Regions from separate parts of the Homo sapiens genome. Here region 1 is linked to region 2. A link is a loop called in an ENCODE intact Hi-C map of the cell type or tissue named here. Cell type or tissue: OCI-LY7. All regions are shown on one strand. Each heading gives the region's core, and the rest is flanking DNA. Links, peaks and the distances in the headings are about the cores only.

Region 1 (8,758 bases), core at 759-8,758, 300 kb after region 2:
AACATTTTTACTATCATGATACTACTGGTAACCTGCAGGCAGCAACCAACCAGAAGAGAGCAAGACTAATATGAATGAACACATAAAAAAAAGGCTGCTTTGGTACATACCAGCTGAATATTGGCCCTCTAAACAACCTTTAACAAAATCAACAAAATACTATGTGAACACAGAATAATGTAAACCCCCTCTCAGCAAAAAAGAAAAAAGTCAAATTTGAAATGAATGTTTTCCTTCAAGCAAGGAATTAGCCTTAGTTAATAGAAAACTGATGCTAACTCTTTAATAATAACATTTTAGGTTGGGCAATGTGAAATGGCTGTTTTTAAAGCAAAAGATGGTTAAAAGCTGGCAATTTCAAATGATTCAACCTCTATATTCTTAACTATGGTATTGTAAATTGCCAGTTTATACACAATATTCCAACCTGTAGAGCTAAACACAGAACCTGTATATTAACTAATATACAGCTAAACACAGAACCTGTATATTAACTAATATACAGCTAAACACAGAACCTGTATATTAACTAACGGGCTTGAAACTAGTCAATAAGACTAAAACTTGATTTTACTGAATTATATAAGTCAGTTTACAGTGTTACGTTTTCCTGGAATTTGATATAAAAATTGATTTAGAGCCCACTAAAAATGTAATTATTTATGTTTGTCAAAATTTGTGAAATATGCTAAGATGATTATTTAAAGCCTAAACCTGAATGAGAGAAAACCTAATTGAACTTAAATTGGGTGGATTTACAAATGACTTTTTTTCCCCATTTTAACCCCACCAATGTCAACTTCTTCGTATCATTACACTATAAAAATTCCAGTATAATTTTTGAAATAGCATCTCTGTTGGCTCCCTTACTCTAAAAGGTTCTCACAAAGTTTAAGAACAACCTTAAATTTTACCGGAACAAAAACAGACATATAGACCAATGGAACAGAATAGAAAGCCCTGAAAAAATCCATGCATTTATAGTCAGCTGATGTTCGACAAAGGTGCCAAGAATCCAAGATGGGGAAAGGACAGTCTCTTCAATAAACGATACTGGGGAAACTGAATATCCACTTTCAGAAGAATGAAATTGCAACCTATCTCACCCAATATACAAAAATCAACTCAAAGTAAATGCTTAACTGTGAAACCTGAAATTGGAAAACTGCTAGAAGAAAACACAGGTGAAAATCTTCTTGACATTGGTCTAGGCCAAGATATTTTTGGATATGACTGAAAAGCATAGGCAACAAAAGAAAAAGTAGACAAATGATACTGTATCAAACTAAAATGCTTTTGCACAGCAAAGGAAACATTTATGGAGTAAAGAGACAACCTACAGAATGGGAGAAAATATCTACGAAGCATACATTCGATAATAGGCTAACAGTTTTTTTTTTAAAAAAGGAACCCAGACAACACAATAGCAAGAGAACAAGTTACTTCTCTAGAAAATGGGCCAAGAACCTGAAAAGATATTTCCCAACGGAAGACACACAAATGGCCAAGAAGTATATGAGAAAATGCTAAACATCATTAATCATCAGGGAAAAGCAAATAAAAACCACAAAGAGATATCCTCACACCTGTTAGGATAGTCATTAACAAAAAGACAAAAGAAGAGTTGGTGAGGATGAAGAGAAAAGGGATCCCCCTTGTACACTGTTGGTGTGAATGTAAATTAGTAGTTATTGTGGAAAACAGCACTGAGATTCCTCAAAAAACCAAAAATAGAACTATCATATGATTTGGAGAGTCCACTTCTGGGTATATATCCAAAGGAAATGAAAACTGCACTCCCGTGTTCACTGCAGCATTATTCATAATACCCAAGCTATGGAGTCAATCTAAATGTCATCAGTGGATGAATGGATAAAGAATATGTGCTATCTATAAATAAAGGCATACAATTCAGCCTTAGAGGATATCCTGTCACGTGATAATATGGATGAACCTGGAGAACATTATGCTAAGTGAAATAAGCCAGGCATAGAAAGACAAATACTGCATGACTCACTTATTTGTGGAATCTAAAAAAGTCAAATTCATAGAAGCAGAGAGTAGAATGGTGGTTACCGGGGACTGGGGGGACTGTGGAGATGTTGGTTTTTACTTTATTATTTTTATTTTTTTAGATTGAGTTTTGTTCTTGTTGCTCAGCTCTAGGAATCTAATACAGTGCCCAAGACAGAGGGACCATGCCCCCCTCCCAGATGACTCCCCCTGTGCCTACCTGTGACAGTGACCATAGCTAGTAAACTGGGGGCTCACGGTGTGTTTAGGCTGAGGGGGGGCCTTCAAGTTTAGTGTCCCCAGGAGATGCTCAGCCTTCATGTGACCTGGATGCCCCCGAGTGTTTCGGCAACCCCTGGAGAGGCACACTGTCGGACAGCTGAGCTGAGAGCCTGTGAGCTGTCCCATAATCCATGGCCGAGACTCAGAGGGGTGTCCCAGCCTGCTGCCTCCCAATTCAGGCTAAGTCAGCTGAGGAGGGCCTGTCCATGTGCAGAGGGTCCAGACCACATGCTCTGCCAGCCCATGACCTCGGCACTGGAGGACAGAAGGGCAGTGACAGCTGGGACGAGAGGAAGAGCAGATCTCAAATGCTCCCAGGCACTTGGCACTCGCAGGTAAAAATGTCTTCTGGATTCCCCAAGAATTTGCTACTCAGTGGGGAGGAGGAGGAGCAAGGAAGTGGCCACCGTTGGCTGCCTGTGCCCAGCAGGTCCACATTCCCTGCTCTGATGAGGCAGCTGCACGTGGTTCTGCGAGGGATTTCGCAGTTCCCCCTTAGCCAGTCACAGGTCATCGGGACCCAGGCAAAGGAAATCCTGATGGTCCCAAGGGAAGCCTGGATAAGAGTAACATCTTCAATGACTTCCTCTCTCATTTCCCCACCCTGCAAAGCACTGGCCTTGGGCAGTGCAAGGGCACTTCCTCTTTGCCTCTTTCCCTTCCTTCCTCTTATCCTTCCTCTCACTCCTTCCCTCCCCTGCTCCCTCCGCCCATGCACCTGTCTCCTGCCCAGCCCACCTGGAGAAGGCTGCTCTGGGATTAATTCAGACCTAGATGATGGGAGTGAAGCCGCACCCCTGTCAGAGGGAAGCACTTTGGGCCCAGCCACCTGTTCGCCCCGTTTGATGAAGGAAACAATGCCTGGCAAAGCACCGCTCCCTGGCCAGGGCAGCAGGCCAACCTGCTGTCACTGTGCCTTAATCACCCCCATGCCCAGGCAGCACCGTCTGCAGGATCTTTTAATAGGACACGGACAATGAGCTCACAGAGCTTCTCTGTCCCCTACAGACAGGCACCACAGAACCTTGGAAGAGAGAAAGTTAAACAAGCCCAGCCTCCCTGCCTCATGCCTTGGGGCTGACTGGCTCTAACGTGGTTCGGCTGTGCTGTTCCATCCTGGGACAGAGCACCCCGCTGCCTGGCCTTTTCCATGCCTGCACCCCCAGCAGGCTCTATCTAGGGTTTGCTGGGGACTCACTCCAGGCCAGGAGAGGGCCTGTGAGCTCTGGCAGTTTGTGCCATGTGTGGGCAACAGACCTGAGAAACGCTGTTTAATAGGGTTGCCTCGAGCACATTTTCAAGACGAACACAAGAAGACTAGCAAAGTAGTGAAGAGTTTGGACTTTGGAGTCGGGAAGTTCAAGTTCAAATACAGTGTCCCGAGCACCTGCTAAGCTCCCTGAGCCACACCTGCAGGTTGGGACACTGGGCTGATGTAAGAATTAAATGGCACAGTGTGTGCAAAAACTGGTAGCATCAGGCCCAAGAAGTCAACAATGAAAGGAAGACGGAAGGGATTGTGAGGTCTGGGAAGTGTCTGGAAAAATGTCGCATTGCAGAAGGCCTGTGGTGTTAGGATATGCGTATTGGATTTTGTCCAGGCTCCTGGCTCCCAATGCCTACATTGCTTGTTAGAATGCTGGGGTGCTTTAGGACTCAGGAAACAGAATCTCTCTCTCTGAACTTCTGTTTTTCTTTCACCTGCCCACAGTGGGATGCTAATCTATTTGTGGATCAAAAAACCCTCATTCCACAGAAGGTCCCCATACCCTAGGAGAAGGAATGCTGCTTAGAGAGGCCAAGAAAAGTCTGAGCAGGCCGGCCTTGCTGGGTTTAGGTCATCCGCTTTCTGTCCAGTCACATTTCCGCATGGTTGTCAAGCATGCCCTTGCATTGGAGCCTCCATAAAAACCCACGAGGACAGGCTCTGAGAGCTTCCAGATACCTGAACCCATGGAGGTTCCTGGAGGGTGGCGCACCCAGGGAGGGCACTGAAGCTCCCGGCACCTTCCCCCATACCTCGTCCTGTGCATCTCTTTATCTGCATCCTTTGCGACATTCTTTAAAATAAACTGGTAAACATGTTTCCCTGAGTTCTGTGAGTCGCTCCAGCAAATTAATCAAACACAAAGTGGGAGTTGTAGGAATCCCAACTTGAAGCCAATGGGTCAGAAGCTCTGGAGGCCTGGCCCTGTGACTGGTGTCTGAGGGCTGAGGGGCACCCTTGGAGACTGAGCCCTCCCCCTGTGGGATCTGACGCTATCTCTGGATAGATATTAAATAGACCCATTAAACAGTAAATCTCAGGTCTGATGCCCACACAAGGCATGAACTGCAAGAGTTCACAGACCATTGTCTTTGACTGATGAATGCCTGTTTGTGGGTTCATCAGTCAAAGACATTGGTATTCATGACATGCAAGACTGCCCTCCAGAGCTGGCACTTCATGGAGCTGTTTACTCACTGCTGGGCACCATTCCTTTGAACGTTATTAGGCTCTTTACAAACGTTAATTATGTCCATAGCTCATGGTTAGGTAGACGGTAAATGTTCTTTTAGGTGATGAGCGTATTCAGCACCCAGAGAGGTGGAGGGGTGGGTTCAAAATCACACAGAAGCCCACTGGGGCTGACTGTATTTGTCGTCAGGACCAATATGTATCACCAGGAGTTAAAATGTCACTTTGTCACTCTTTCAAGCTAAATGTCAAGAAAGCAATTAGGGATGACCCAAAGGCTTGGAGGTCGGGAACAGCCTAGCCATCTGGGAGGCCGTATGTGGCTCCCTGCTGCTGGTACAGGCTTTAGGAAGGATGGTGAGAGGTGTGCTGGGAGGGCAGGTGTCACAGCTGCTTCATGACACCTTACCTTACTAGCTTACCTTACACCAAGTAAGGTGTGATGTGACCACACCACTGTTAGCAAAGACAAAACAAAGATATCGGGGTTCTGTGATGCCGGCCAGGGAAGCATATGGTGAATGCTCAGGAGCCCAGCCTGAGGCTCAGAGGCCGGCTGGGGACCTTGTGGGAGACAGCCTGGGGACAGAGAGATGTTGATCCAGAGGACAGAACTCCAGAGACAGAAAGGGCCTGGCAATGGCCTGGTGGGACATGGGTGAGGGCAGAGGTCAGGGGTGAAGGAAAGTGGCCGTCTGCAAGCCAGAAGATACAGCAGGAGAAGGGATCTGGAGAGAGAGTCTGGGGTGTGTGCAGGACCTCCCATCTCTGGTCACTGCTGTGTCCTGCGGGCAGCTCAGCTTCTGGCTTCCCTGGGAAACCGCCCCACAGCCATCTAGAAAAAATGAATTATCTCCCCTCTTCATCGCTGCCTCCCTTCATAGGTGGGTTAGAATTACAAGACACCACAGCCGCAAGGAAGCTTAGCAATGGTAAGTCTGCCCCTCTGTGGCAGAGAAGGGGACACCCATGGTCACTTGCACAAGATTTGAGCTGTCAGCGGCAGAATCAAGACTCTCAGACCCAGAGCCCCAGGAGACAGACAAGGACATGTTCTCAAGGCTTTGATGACTTTCTTATCACCAAGATACTCATGTCTGATTTATCTCCCTGTGGACCCCATGTTTTAAAAGATGGCCGGGCACGGTGGCTCACACTTGTAATCCCAGCACTTTGGGAGGCCGAGGCGGGCAGATCACAAGGTCAGGAGATCGAGACCATCCTGGCTAAACAGTGAAACCCCATCTCTACTAAAAATACAAAAAAATTAGCCAGGCGTGGTGGTGGGCGCCTGTAGTCCCAGCTACTCGGGAGGCTGAGGCAGGAGAATGGCGTGAACCTGGGAGGCGGAGTTTGCAGTGAGCCGAGATTGCGCCACTGCACTCCAGCCTGGGCGACAGAGCGAGACTCTATCTCAAAAAAAAAAAAAAAAAAAAAAAGAAGAAGAGTTTCATTCACCAAACACTGCATTTATCAAGTAATAACATATTCATTTTCCCGTTTTTAAAATTAATCAAAGATATACATAACTGCCAGCCAGAGTCTCTGATCAGCAGGCAATAACCCTTATTATCACCATGAGTTGATTTAATTTCTGCCAAAAGCAAAGAAACTTGGCATTTTAGATAGCCTGAACAGCTTCATTGTGTGAAAGTGGAGGTTTTCCATTACACTTAGTGAAATATTCAAAATAGCTCCCAGACCCTGGTTAATAATTCATGGCGCCCTTGGCCTCCAGGGACCCCTGTTGGGAACCACCACACCGTATTATTTATGCAGGAGTTAAGATGCAAAGGGAATCTCACTGTCCTAGAGTCTCAGCAGCAAACTGGTAAGGGATTTGTAGCCTGGATCCAGCCAGGAGCTTTGGACAAACCACTCAGTCATCCTGAGCCTCAGGTTTCCCATCAGTAAGGTGAGAATAAGATATCAGTCAGGGTTCCTAGTTGCAAACAACAGAAATAAACTCTGTTTATATGAAGGAGAAAATAATGTATTAAAAGGATACTGGGAAAAATAGCTTGGCAGCTCCTCCTCAAGTTAAACATAGAATCACTACATGACCCAGCAATTCCATTCCTAGGTCTATACTTGAAAGAATGGAAAGTAGATCTCCAAACAAAAACTAGTACATGAATATTCATAGCAGCTCTATTCACAATCGCCAAAACCTGGACACAACCCACTGTCCGTCAACAAATGAATGGGTAAACAAAATATAATATATCCAAGCAATGGGATATTGTTTGGCCGTAGAAAGGACTGAAGCTCTGATACACGCTACAACATGCCTTGAAAACATTCAAAGAGAAAATCAGACCACATAATGTATGATTCCATTCATATCAAACATCCAGAAAAAGCAAATCCATGGAGACAGAATGCACTAGTGGTTGCAAGGGACCGTGTGGGGAAGGGGGGAGTGAAAGCGGCTGCTTCTTGGGTACGGGGTTTCCATTTGGGTGATGAAGTTCTAGAACTAGATAGTGGTGATGACTGCACAACATTGGAAAAGTATTTAATGCCACTGGATTGTACACGTGATGTCTGGCAAGTCGCAGAGTGGCTGGGTGTGTGGGAACCATGCCCGTGACCGGTCCTCGGGGATGCTGCTGCTGCAGTCGCTGAGGGTCCTAGTTGCTGGGCGCTACACCTGCACGGCTGACCCAGGGTCTCCATGGCCTGTCACTGTGCCAGCTGCCCGAGAGAGGTCCTTGGGGGTCCCTGGGACTCTGGGCAAATGCCTCTGATTGGCTGCCTCACATCCCACCTTACACTGCAAGGAAGGCTAAGGAAGCAAGTCCCTGGCATTTTTATCTTCTGCTGTGGGAGTCAGTCCCTGCCTCCCACTGAGACACAGGAGGGGGAATTCTCCCAAACACAGGAAGATGGCAGAGAGGCACTTCAGGACCACCAGCGTGCACAGAGTTAATGCCTGCTTCAAAGACAGAAGAGAACCTGTCTGAGGAGTGTGGTGCATGGGGGATGTGCAGGAAATGCTAAGACAGGGGCAGATCATGAAGTCAATATTGCTCTCTAAAGGGTTCTTCGTGGGTGGCAACTTTCCCTCCCCTCTTCAACCTCCTCTGAACGCCCCCAACTTCTGCCACCATACAAAAACTCATTATTCAGAGACAATTGCTCTCTCACCTTTCCTATCTAGATGTTTCTAAACTTTGAACAAGATGATAATCGCAGCTGGTTATTTGTCTAGCAGACACTAATCCTTGCCTCTGGGCTCTGTGATGTGCTTTGCAGTTTAGCACAAGGACCTTGCTGCCGTACACTTAATAACCCAGTAATGGTGAGATGGTGCTCAGGAGGGGGCTGGAGCTGTGGGGACCTGGTCTGCCCTCTGCGCTAGGTGACAAAGCACCTGTCTCCTGTCTGCTGTTTGGCCATGATCCCCACGGTACCATTCACAGCCCCTCCCAGCTGGGTGTCAGGGTGGGGCGCTATGGAACGTCTTGCCTCTTATCTCCTATACCGACAATTCCAGAAGTAAATAGAAGCAAAATAGGATGCAAGTTAGGTTTTCTTTTTTTCTTTTTTTTTAAAGGGTAGATTTTGATATAATTTTAAAATTTCACAGAAGTTGCAAATACAGTACCTATATTGTACTATATACTGTTTATCCAGATTCAACCATTGTTTAACATTTTATGCCATTTGCTTTTTCACTCCTCTCTCTTCCTCCTCCTCCCTTCTCTCTCCCTGTCCCTCCCCCTACAGACTGTGCTATTTTACCTCTGAATGCTCAAAAACAAAGACCATCTTGTACATGACCACAGTGTAATTATCAAAATCCGGAGACTTAACACTGATACAATATTATTACCTTAATCCTCAGCCCATAATCAAAGCTCATCAATTGCCCAATAATGCCCACTATAGCTTTTTGGAGATTTTCAAGATGTCGATTTCTAGTTTAATTTCACTGTGGTCAGAAAACGTGCTCCCCGAAATGTCAACCTTTTGAGATTTACTACATCTTATTTTCTGGTT
Region 2 (9,704 bases), core at 761-8,760:
TTTTAAAAGAACGTGTTTGATTTCCTCCACTGTTAACTGCTAAATATCTCTCTGATATATTGTTTTCAGGCTATCTTTCTCATCTGGAGTAATTATGTTTCAAGTGTCAGGGGGAAAATACCTTTTCTATCCTGTGCAAAAACTCATGCTGGGCACTAAGAGCATGGAGCATGTCCCAGTTATCTATTGCTGCATAACAAACCAACCCAAACTTAGCAGTATAAAACAACCACTGCTTTAGTATGCACATCAACTTTCAGGGTCAGAAATTCTTTTCTCCTTCATGTATAGAGTCTCAGCTGGGAGTGACATAAATAGGTGGAGACAGACCTCTCCAGCCCAGTCCAGCCAACAGCCTCCGCTCCTGCGCACCCGCAGCCTGGGGCCCCAGGTTCCTGTGGTCTCACCGACCCTAATCCTCTCATCTCTCCTCCCCATTCCCTCTCCAAATTGTTTCAGAATTCCAAATTCTTATCTGGATCCGGCAAATTAATTCAGCTACTCTTCAGAGTCTCTCAGTTATTCCCAAATTCTCTCGGAAGCTTGAATTTACCTATCTAAATCCATTCTCAAAAACACATTGGCCTTTTCTAGCCGGGACATCTCCAACAGTAGTTGCTGTTAGAAACTGCAATTTCCCCTTCTCTGCATACACATTTTTATAAATTGATTTATTGGTAGGCAAATTACATTTTTAAAAAAAGGCATGTGTGGGTTTTCAGGGAAGCCTGGACAGGACGTGGGCGTGCCGGGAGCTCGCCGGAGCAGCTGGTCCGGCTCTGGGCGCCCAGCGGAACCAGGGCTGTACTCACCTGGATGCCGGACCCGCCCCCTAGAGACCCCGCCCCCTGGCGTTCGGCTACTAAAGGGAAGGGGATTCCCAGGGGGTCCTCAATCCTGGACTCTCCCGACCCCTAGCTGTCGGTCCCCCTCCCTGCGCGCGCGCCGGCGGGTTTCCTACCCTCCGAGGCGTCCGCTGGCCTGCGCCCTGGCGGGGACGTGGGCGGGGCGGGCGGCATTTAAGGCTGGTGCCACCTCCCCGGTGCAGCGGCTGGCGATCGGCCGCGGAGGTGCGTGCAGGGCCCGCGCCGCCGCCGGTATCTCCACCGCCAACACCTCAGCCACTGCCACTGCCACAGCCACACGAGGCCCCCCACCGTGCGCTCCGCCGCTGCGGTCCCGGATCCGCGCTCCACGCCCGCAGCCCGCGGCGCCACCAGCCCAGCATGCACCAGGTGCGTGCAGCCCCCGCGCCGGCCGAGGATGCGAGACGCTGGGCCAAGGCCCCGGGGACCGGAGCAGGCTGACGGGAAGCGAGGAAAAGGCGAAGAGGAGAAACGCCCCGTCCCGGGGCAAGGGGAGGCCGCCTTTCCTCTGAGCGCCCCCCGGCCTGGGCACCGCTTCTCTGACTCCCCGCCACGGCTCCGTGCGGCCGCCGGGGCTGGCTGGGGAAAGAAGCCAGTCCAGAGGAGCGAGAAGGGGCCAAGGGGTCCTAGGCCAGCTCCATGGCACCTGCGGGCTCCGACTCGGAGGATGGGGTGACATGGATTCGTTGCGGTCTGAAAAGACTTCCGGTTAGGGCCCCCTGATCAGGACTGAGGGTCGTAAGCTTAGTGGGTGCCTCCTCCCCAAGAAACAGGACGCACAGCTGTTGTGTCCCCTGGGAAGGACACCTCAGAGGAAACCTCGAGGTGCCTAAGGAACCTCGAGGTTCTAAGGAAACCTCACAGCTCCTTGGAGGCATCAGTCAGGAGTTGGGGGGGTAACTTCCCACCTGCTCCACCCAGAGAAGGGTCACCCTGAGGAGCTGCTGGCTGGCCTGTGCCCACCCCGCCTCCCCTCTACACGGACGGAGAGGAAGCCAAGGTCGGCGGGAGGTGGGGGAGAGACTCCACTGTCCGACTCCCTCCGGCCTCCCCAGAGGAGGGAAGGAAAGGGAGAAGGGGCTCCTGACTCCTGCAGGTCCTGACCCCGCAGAGGGGCGCTCAGCACCTCTTCGGAAACCCCATTTGGGGCCAATATTGCACCTGGGCTTCTCTTTCAGAAAACCCCAGAAATTTACTCCGTGGAGCTCAGCGGAACTAAGGACATCGTGAAAACAGACAAGGGGGATGGCAAGGAGAAGTATAGGGGTCTGAAGAACAACTGCCTGGAACTCAAAAAGAAAAATCACAAAGAGGAGTTTCAGAAAGAACTCCATCTGGTCAGTAGCCTTAAGCCACGGGGTCCTGCCGGCTATGGCCCTTCCCCGCAAGAGCTTGCCCCTAGAACCCACCTCTTACCACAGACATTCAGTCTGAGGGATTTGAAATCCCCTTGAGATTGTGTGTGGTGTGTGGTGTCTGCGTGGTGTGTCTGTGTGGTGTGTGTGTGTGGTGTATGTGTGGTGTGTGTGTATGTGTGGTGTGTCTGTGTAGTGTGTGGTGTGTGTGTGTATGTGTGGTGTGTGGTGTATGGTGTGTGGTGTGTGTGTATGGTGTGTGGTGTGTGTATATGGTGTGTGTAGTGTGTGGTGTGTGTATGTGTGTGGTGTGTGTGTATGGTGTGTGTGTATGGTGTGTGTATGTGTGGTGTGTGTGATGTGTGTGTGATGTGTGTGTGGTGTGTGTGTGTGGTGTGTATATGTGTGTGGTGTGTGTGTGGTGTGTGTATGTGTGTGGTGTGTGTATGTGTGTGGTATATATGTGTGTGGTGTGTGTGGTGTGTGTATGTGCATGGTATGTGTGGTGTGTGTGTAGCGTGTGGTGTGTGTGTAGTGTGTGGTGTGTATGTGTGGTGTGTGTATGTGCATGGTATGTGTGGTGTGTGTGTAGCGTGTGGTGTGTGTGTAGTGTGTGGTGTATATGTGTGGTGTGTGGTGTGTGTGTGGTGTGTGGTGTGTGTATGTGTGTGTGTGTGTTTTGAATGGTGTGATAGTATCCACCCAGAGGTCAGGGCCTCTGCAGGATTCCTGCATTCTGGTTGGAGGCAGTCCCTGTAGAACTCAGAAGGAAGAGCCTCTGATTCCAGGCCCCACAGGCATGGCCAGACCTCTCTCCCCGCAGCTGCTTCAGTGAGAGTTAAGTAACCACTTGCCAGTTTTCAATTGATTAGTAAAACTATTTGAGCTGGAACTTCTGAGGAGGAAAACCAAAGCCCCTAGGCCATGCTAGATTGCAGGTGTGAAACCTCATGGAAAAGCAGTTTCAGTGGTAAAAATGTGGAGCTTGGATTGGGAGGACCTCGGGCCCCATCAGAGTCCCACTTCTCCACTGAGCTGAAACTGGCAACAAATGACTGACCCTCACTGAAGGTCCATTTCCTTTATGTAAAATGGGAAATAAATAATTTGCTGGGGTCTATGAGGGGAAAAAATGAGATGAGGATTTTGTAATTCACGTGCTTTAGGGGAGTACAATATTATTATTATTAAGGAAGAGCTCTGGAGTTATTAAAACTAGCCTTTTTTTTTTTTTTGAGACAGAGTTTCGCTCTTGTTGCCCAGGCTGGAGTGCAATGGCGCTATCTAGGCTCACTGCAACCTCCACCTCCTGGGTTCAAGCGATTCTCTTGCCTCGGCCTCCCGAGTCACTGGGATTACAGGCGCCCGCCATCACACCCAGCTAATTTTTGTTGTTTTTAGTAGAGACGGGGTTTCCCCATGTTGGCCAGGCTGCTCTCGAACTCCTGACCTCAGATGATCCACCCGCCTCAGCTTCCCAAAGTGCTGGGATTACAGGCGTGAGCCACTGTGTCCAGCCCAAACTGGCCACTTTAATAATAAAACTGCCTTGGGTCTGAAATGTGACAGATTTTATCTTGGGAACACCGAAGGGGAAACTTCTACACGGAGCTTGAGATGGGCTGGATTGTCCCCACCGTCCTTGGCAGATCTTAAAGCTCTGTGACTCCTGAGGGGAGTCTCTTTTGTGCTAGAGAGCCATTTGTTAAGTATTCAGAAACTTGGCAGGCTGACTGACATCCTGTTAGCAGCTTCAAACTTGGTTCTAGTGAGAAATCAGCAAACTCTACAAATCCGAGCTTTGTATTGATCGTTCCTGGAGAGTTTGTTAAACATTTAACAGTATACCACTGGGCATTTGTCCGTATCTATCATGAGAGACATTTAAGAACGCTTCCCTGAAACTGGACTGACCTCAATTCAAATCCCAGTGTAACTGAAGTTCAGTTTCCTATTTTGAAAAACATAAGATTTTTTTTTCTACCTCTTAAGGGTTACTAGGAAGATTAAATGAGATAAAACAGGGAAAAGACAGCACAGCACCAGACGATAGATCGTTCTTATTATTTCCCATTATCTCTAGCATTTAAGATTGAAGACATATCTGTTTTTCCCTTGACATTACAAGGGTCCTGTAATTTTCAGCAGCATATTGAATGCTTTTGCCTCCCAACCTTTCTTGGCAAATTAGTGCCTAATGACAACTGAAGTATCCCGGCCTTTGAATGAAAGGGCCAGGCAGTGACCCGAGGGGTGGGTGGGGTGCTGCCCTGTGCTAGTCCAGTGCTGGCCAGCAGAGGGCACCCCAGATAACCACCACCACCTCGTCCCACCCCTCCCCCATGCTCTCATCCCCCAGCCCAGGAAGTCTGAGGTCCCATGCATGCAAACAATGGCTCGGATCATCCACTACTTGTATCTGCCCAAAACTTAGTGGGTTGTGCTGTGCTCTGTGCAGAACACAGCCTTAATCTTCTGAATCCCCAGCAATATCACACTCAATCAGTATTAGTAGAAGGGATGAAGGAGCAAAACAGAATCTGGCTGAGAAGAGGGCTAGAAGCAAGATAATAATGATAATAATGAATTCTGCTTTATTGGAAGGCCTAGTCTCTTACTGCAACATGGAACTATTTTTTGCATATACTTAAGAAAAGAGATGATGTGAGCACCAGTCAACAGTATCAATCTTTGTTTCAGACAATCAGGGTTTAAAAAATCCTGAGTGCTGGACTTTCTAGGGGGAGTGAGGAAGACTTACCCTAGGTTTTCTGCTACAGGAAGAGACTTCTTGTCCTTTAGCCCAGTGGTTCTCAAAGGGAGAGGAGAAGAGGATTCCCCCACCCCTCTCCCAGGGGAAAAATGGAAACATTTTTGGTTACCACAACTGAGGGGAGGATGTTAGTGGGTGGAGCCCACAACAAAGAATTATTCTCCCAGAATGGCAGCAGGGCCACGGGTGAGAAACCCTGCTGTAGTCTAATGATTCTGTAGCAGAATTCACAAGTGGCAGCCACAATGCTGTGGGTTTATTCAGCAGAACTTTTCCCTGCAGGGTTTCTCTGCCCAGTGAGCTCCCTGAGCGTCACAGCTTGAGTGAGGGAAGCTGCTTTTCCCTGCCAGAGCCCACACAGCGAAGGAGGAGGAGTTGTGCCAGCCCAGGAAGCGGTTCTAGTGTGGTTTTGCCATCAGCCCCAGCCAATCCCAGGGTTCAGGCCTGAGGGAAGCCTCCAGCTCACTGGCACCTGGAAGATGAGGGTGCCAGAACCTGTATGCCCTGGAGTTCAGATTGAAGCGAGGTGCATGGCTTTGTTCAGAAAAGCTGCAGGCAGCTTCTGGGTAGTAACAGCAAGTGCAGGATTGTGCCGACTCAGGGACAGTCACTCCTGAGGCAGTGCCATCCTTCGCTGGGCAGCTGCCTGGCACAGGGGTTCTTTCTCTCCTGTCCCCCACACTCCTCGATCCCCTCCCATCCTCAGGGCTGCTACTCCCAGCTTCCATGGCTGGTCAAAGCTTGGGGCTTGAGTCTTTTGGAATTATCTAATTCACTCTGTTCTTCCTTTCATGGACTTCAGGATGACCACAAACTCAGCAATAGGGAATTGGAAGAGAAATATGGCACAGACATCATTATGGTGAGTCGTGGGAACCAGGGATTTGGAAGAGAAGCCTCCCAACTCTACAGAGGGAAGGCTGTGTGTGGCGGGGGGCTGTGTGGAAGAGTAGCGGCACCTTTAGGAGGAGGGGCCCCTGCAGCGCCTTTGAGACTGCAGTTATTTGCATCTGGACACAGTTCAAGTCAACAGAAAAACCTACTGTGGGGCTCACACTGGCCTGGCAGTGAGAGGGACCAAGAGGGACAGATGACCCCTGGCCTCAAGGAGAAAGTGGCCGGGTAGGGGAGGCAAATGTGTATGGAAGTGTCCTGAGATTCACTCTATCCCCCTGGGATGGCTACAAGAAGTAGAAACGCTATGCTGGGACAAAGGTGGATTCTGATGGAAGGGGCCAGAGCCAGCTCTCGGGCTGCTGCCATGTTTGCGCTGGGACTCAAAATGCTTCGGATTTAAGCTGGTGGGGGACCCCAGGGCCAGTAAGCACAGAGCCTGCTTGGAGAGAATCTGGGCTTGCCGGAAGCTAGTATGTGTGGAGAGGGGACAGGTGCAGCAGGAATGAAGCCAGGAAGGTCATCTGGGTGAAGCTGTCAAAGTATTCACATTAAACTAATGAGTAGGAGCTGTCTTAGAGGCAGAAGGGACATGGTTTCCACACATGGAGGTGCTTTCATTGGTTTTCAAAAGGCAGTTCTCATAGAAGATTCTTTTTTTAAAGTGAGAAATGGAAGGGTCTAGAAGAATGGAACAACAGCCCAGGACTGTGAAATGAGGATCTGAAATAATGTCGAAAGACATTACAGGGGCCAGACGTGGTGGCTCAGGCCTGTAATCCCAGCACTTTGGGAGACTGAGGTGGGCAGATCACCTGAGGTCGGGAGTTTGAGACCAGCCTGACCAACATAGTGAAACCCCGTTTCTACTAAAAATACAAACAATTGGCAGGGCGTGGTGGCACATGCCTGTAATCTCAGCTACTCAGGAGGCTGAGGCAGGAGAATCTCTGAAACCCAGGAGGCAGAGGTTGCGGTGAGCCAAGATCATGCCATTGCACTCCAGCCTGGGCAACAAGAGCAAAACTCCATCTCAAAAAAAAAAAAAAAAAGGGCCGGGCGTGGTGGCTCACGCCTGTAATCCCAGCACTTTAGGAGGCCAAGACGGGCGGATCACGAGGTCAGGAGATCGAGACCATCCTGGCTAACACGGTGAAACCCCGTCTCTACTAAAAATACAAAAATTAGTCGGGCACGGTGGCGGGCGCCTGTAGTCCCAGCTACTCGGGAGGCTGAGGCAGGAGAATGGCGTGAACCTGGGAGGCGGAGCTTGCAGTGAGCGGAGATCGCGCCACTGCCCTCCAGCCTGGGCGACAGAGCGAGACTCTGTCGAAAGAAAAGAAGGAAAGAAAGAAAGAAGGAAGGAAGGAAGGAAAGAAAGAAAGAAATTGCAGAGAGACACAACCAGCAGGACTTGCGGGGATTTTTATTGAGCCCCTCATCTCGCTAGTCATGTCACAGCAGCAGGAGGAGGAGAGCCGGTCGGGTGATGGGCTGGGGTGGGGGCAGGGAGGTGAGAGCAGGGAAGGCAGGAGGGTGGAGGCGATGATGAACTTATTGTGAGTTATACCAGGAGAAGTCTCTCCGGAACACCCCTGAGGAAATGTTCCACAGTTATTCAGAAAGATGAGTCTGGGGTTCTGGAAAAGGAATTGGAGTGGAGGGAGATGGGATCGAGGTGGTGAGCCTGAATCTAGCCATTCAACAGATATTTGAATCACTACCACAGAAAAAGCATGAGACCCGGGAGAGAACACAAAAATGACCAAGACTGGCCTGTCATGGTGGCTTAGGTCTGTAATCATAGCACTTTGGGAGGCCAAGGTGGGCAGATCACTTGAGGTCAGGAGTTCGAAACCAGCCTGGCCAACGTGGTGAAACCCTGTCTCTACTAAAAATATTTTAAAAATTAGCCAAGTGTGGTGGCCGCTGCCTGTAATCCCAGCTATTTGGGAGGCTGAGGCAGGAGAATCGCTTGAACCCAGGAGGAGGAGGTTGCAGTGAGACGAGATCGCACCAGTGCACTCCAGCTTGGGCAACAGAGCGAGACTCTGTCTCAAAAAAAAAAGACCAAGACAGAGTCCTGCCCTTTAAGTAGCTTACAACATAATTAGGGAGAAGAGGTATCTACAGACTTGTCCACCAAAGATCGTCTGTGGGGGAAATTCCTGTGAACATGTAGGGTTTCAAAGGTGAGGGTGCCTCACGGATGGCAGGCCCCCCAGGGCAGGGGCTGCTCACATGGGCTCAGGGCTTGGGTAGGATTTATGCCTGTCAAGATGAATGAGAACTTAGGCTGGATGTGTAGAAAGGTGGAAAAGGAGCAGGCGTAAGGATGGAAACTAAAGCCACATGCTCTCTGTGCAGGATTCCAGAAGCTTCCCTATTTCCTGGGGAGTTACTGCATTGCCCTTAGCCCTGGTGAGCAGCTTCTTCATTCCAAGTCCTCCTTCATCAAATTAGTCCTCTCACCGGATAAACCTCTAAGAAACTAAAACCCCTTAGCAGAGCAGAGTGCAGTGGCTCTGGACCCAGTCACCACGTTGAACCTGGTCGCTACCATTGACAGGCCAGGTCCCTTCGACAGGTTACGTAATTTCTCTGTGCCTCAAATTCCACCTCTGCGAATGACGAGAGGGAGGAATAATGGCCCCTGCCTCAAGGGTTATTTTAAAGACTAAATGAGTGAATATACAGAGCACAGTGCCTGGCTGGTATTAAGCATTACATAGTCTTTCAAAAAAGCTGGGCAGCTGGAGAAGTGAGGCACGGTCTGCTTTTCTCGGGACCTTCTTTGGCCACGTTAATGCCTCACCCCAAGCTGCAAAAATATGCAGCCCAACCCCTGAGGGAGGAGGAATGTCTAATTCGTATTTGTTTTGGTTGTGCATGTGCTTTGTTTGGCTTTCCCAGGGTCTCTCCAGCACCAGAGCTGCCGAGCTCCTGGCCCGGGATGGGCCCAACTCCCTCACCCCTCCCAAGCAGACGCCTGAGATCGTCAAGTTCCTCAAGCAGATGGTGGGGGGGTTCTCTATCCTCCTGTGGGTGGGCGCCTTTCTCTGTTGGATTGCATATGGGATTCAGTACTCCAGCGACAAGTCTGCATCCCTGAACAACGTAAGGCTCTGGGGTGTCCCCTCCTGGTTTTGCTGGCAGAGCCATCCAGTGAGGCCTTGGGGGCACAGCTGGGGGCTGAATGCCACTGCCTAGGTGTGGGAAAGTCAGGCATTTTCCCAGCTGTAAAACAGAAATTCTATCTGGCTTTCTGATCTTCTAGAGGCAGTGTGGGCATGAAGAGGGATACACAAAACACCTTGAATTTTTAAGGGGGAGAAAATCTGCATCCATGTGAAGTAGTTTGGGGTTCTGTCTCCCCCAAGCTAACCTCTTCCTTTAACACGGAGAGCAGCTGTGCCTGCCGAGACATGAGTACCAAATCCACAAAACTGAATTGGCCAACGTGATGCCAAGAGACAGAAGCCAGAGGCAACAAGCTACATGTCATAGGATTGGATTGACATGAAATGTGCAGAACAGGCACATCCTTGGAAGCAGGAACCAGATCGGTGATGCCAGGGCATGGGACAGGAGCAGGGAGTGACGGCAGAGGGGCCGGAGGGATCTCCAGGCAGGATGGAGATGCTCTGAGGCTGCGGTGGAGGGTGGTGTCATGGCTCTGTAAACTTAAAAAAAAAAATCAATAAGTTGCGCACTTAACATGGGCGAATTCCATGGCCTGTAAATTATACCAGGGCGTAACTGCCAGCATTGCATCCTCCCGTGGAGAGCTCTAGCCCCAGGGCCCGGCTGCTTCCC

What was found. Hi-C counts contacts between places; a loop is a spot of excess contacts. Peaks named below come from ENCODE experiments on the same cell type or tissue, not always from the same donor. Only the 100,000 strongest peaks of a DNase experiment are listed, where the experiment ranks them.
Region 1: it touches region 2 in a loop (2.7-fold over the local background); 19 of 110 quality-filtered maps call a loop at or near these places.

Annotation. Positions count from the first base shown.
Region 1 is chr13:24,979,615-24,988,372 of GRCh38, forward strand. No RefSeq gene overlaps it. Among named protein-coding and RNA genes, the nearest start is that of CPAP, 61 kb to the left of the region's middle. In OCI-LY7, for the core only: a CTCF peak has its summit at 5,711; no DNase peak of the experiment used is centred there.
Region 2 is chr13:24,679,518-24,689,221 of GRCh38, forward strand. It overlaps ATP12A (ATPase H+/K+ transporting non-gastric alpha2 subunit), which reads left to right and starts at 891. Exons shown (of 23, transcript NM_001676.7): 1 at 891-1,235; 2 at 2,045-2,203; 3 at 5,797-5,856; 4 at 8,802-9,005. The coding sequence starts at 1,227. RefSeq lists silencers at 939-1,248, 4,539-4,628 and enhancers at 2,442-3,022, 3,122-3,623, 3,624-4,123. In OCI-LY7, for the core only: CTCF peaks have their summits at 915, 4,512 (motif pointing right) and 4,720; DNase peaks (open chromatin) are centred at 4,574 and 5,014; H3K4me3 peaks cover 1,512 bases; H3K27ac peaks cover 961 bases.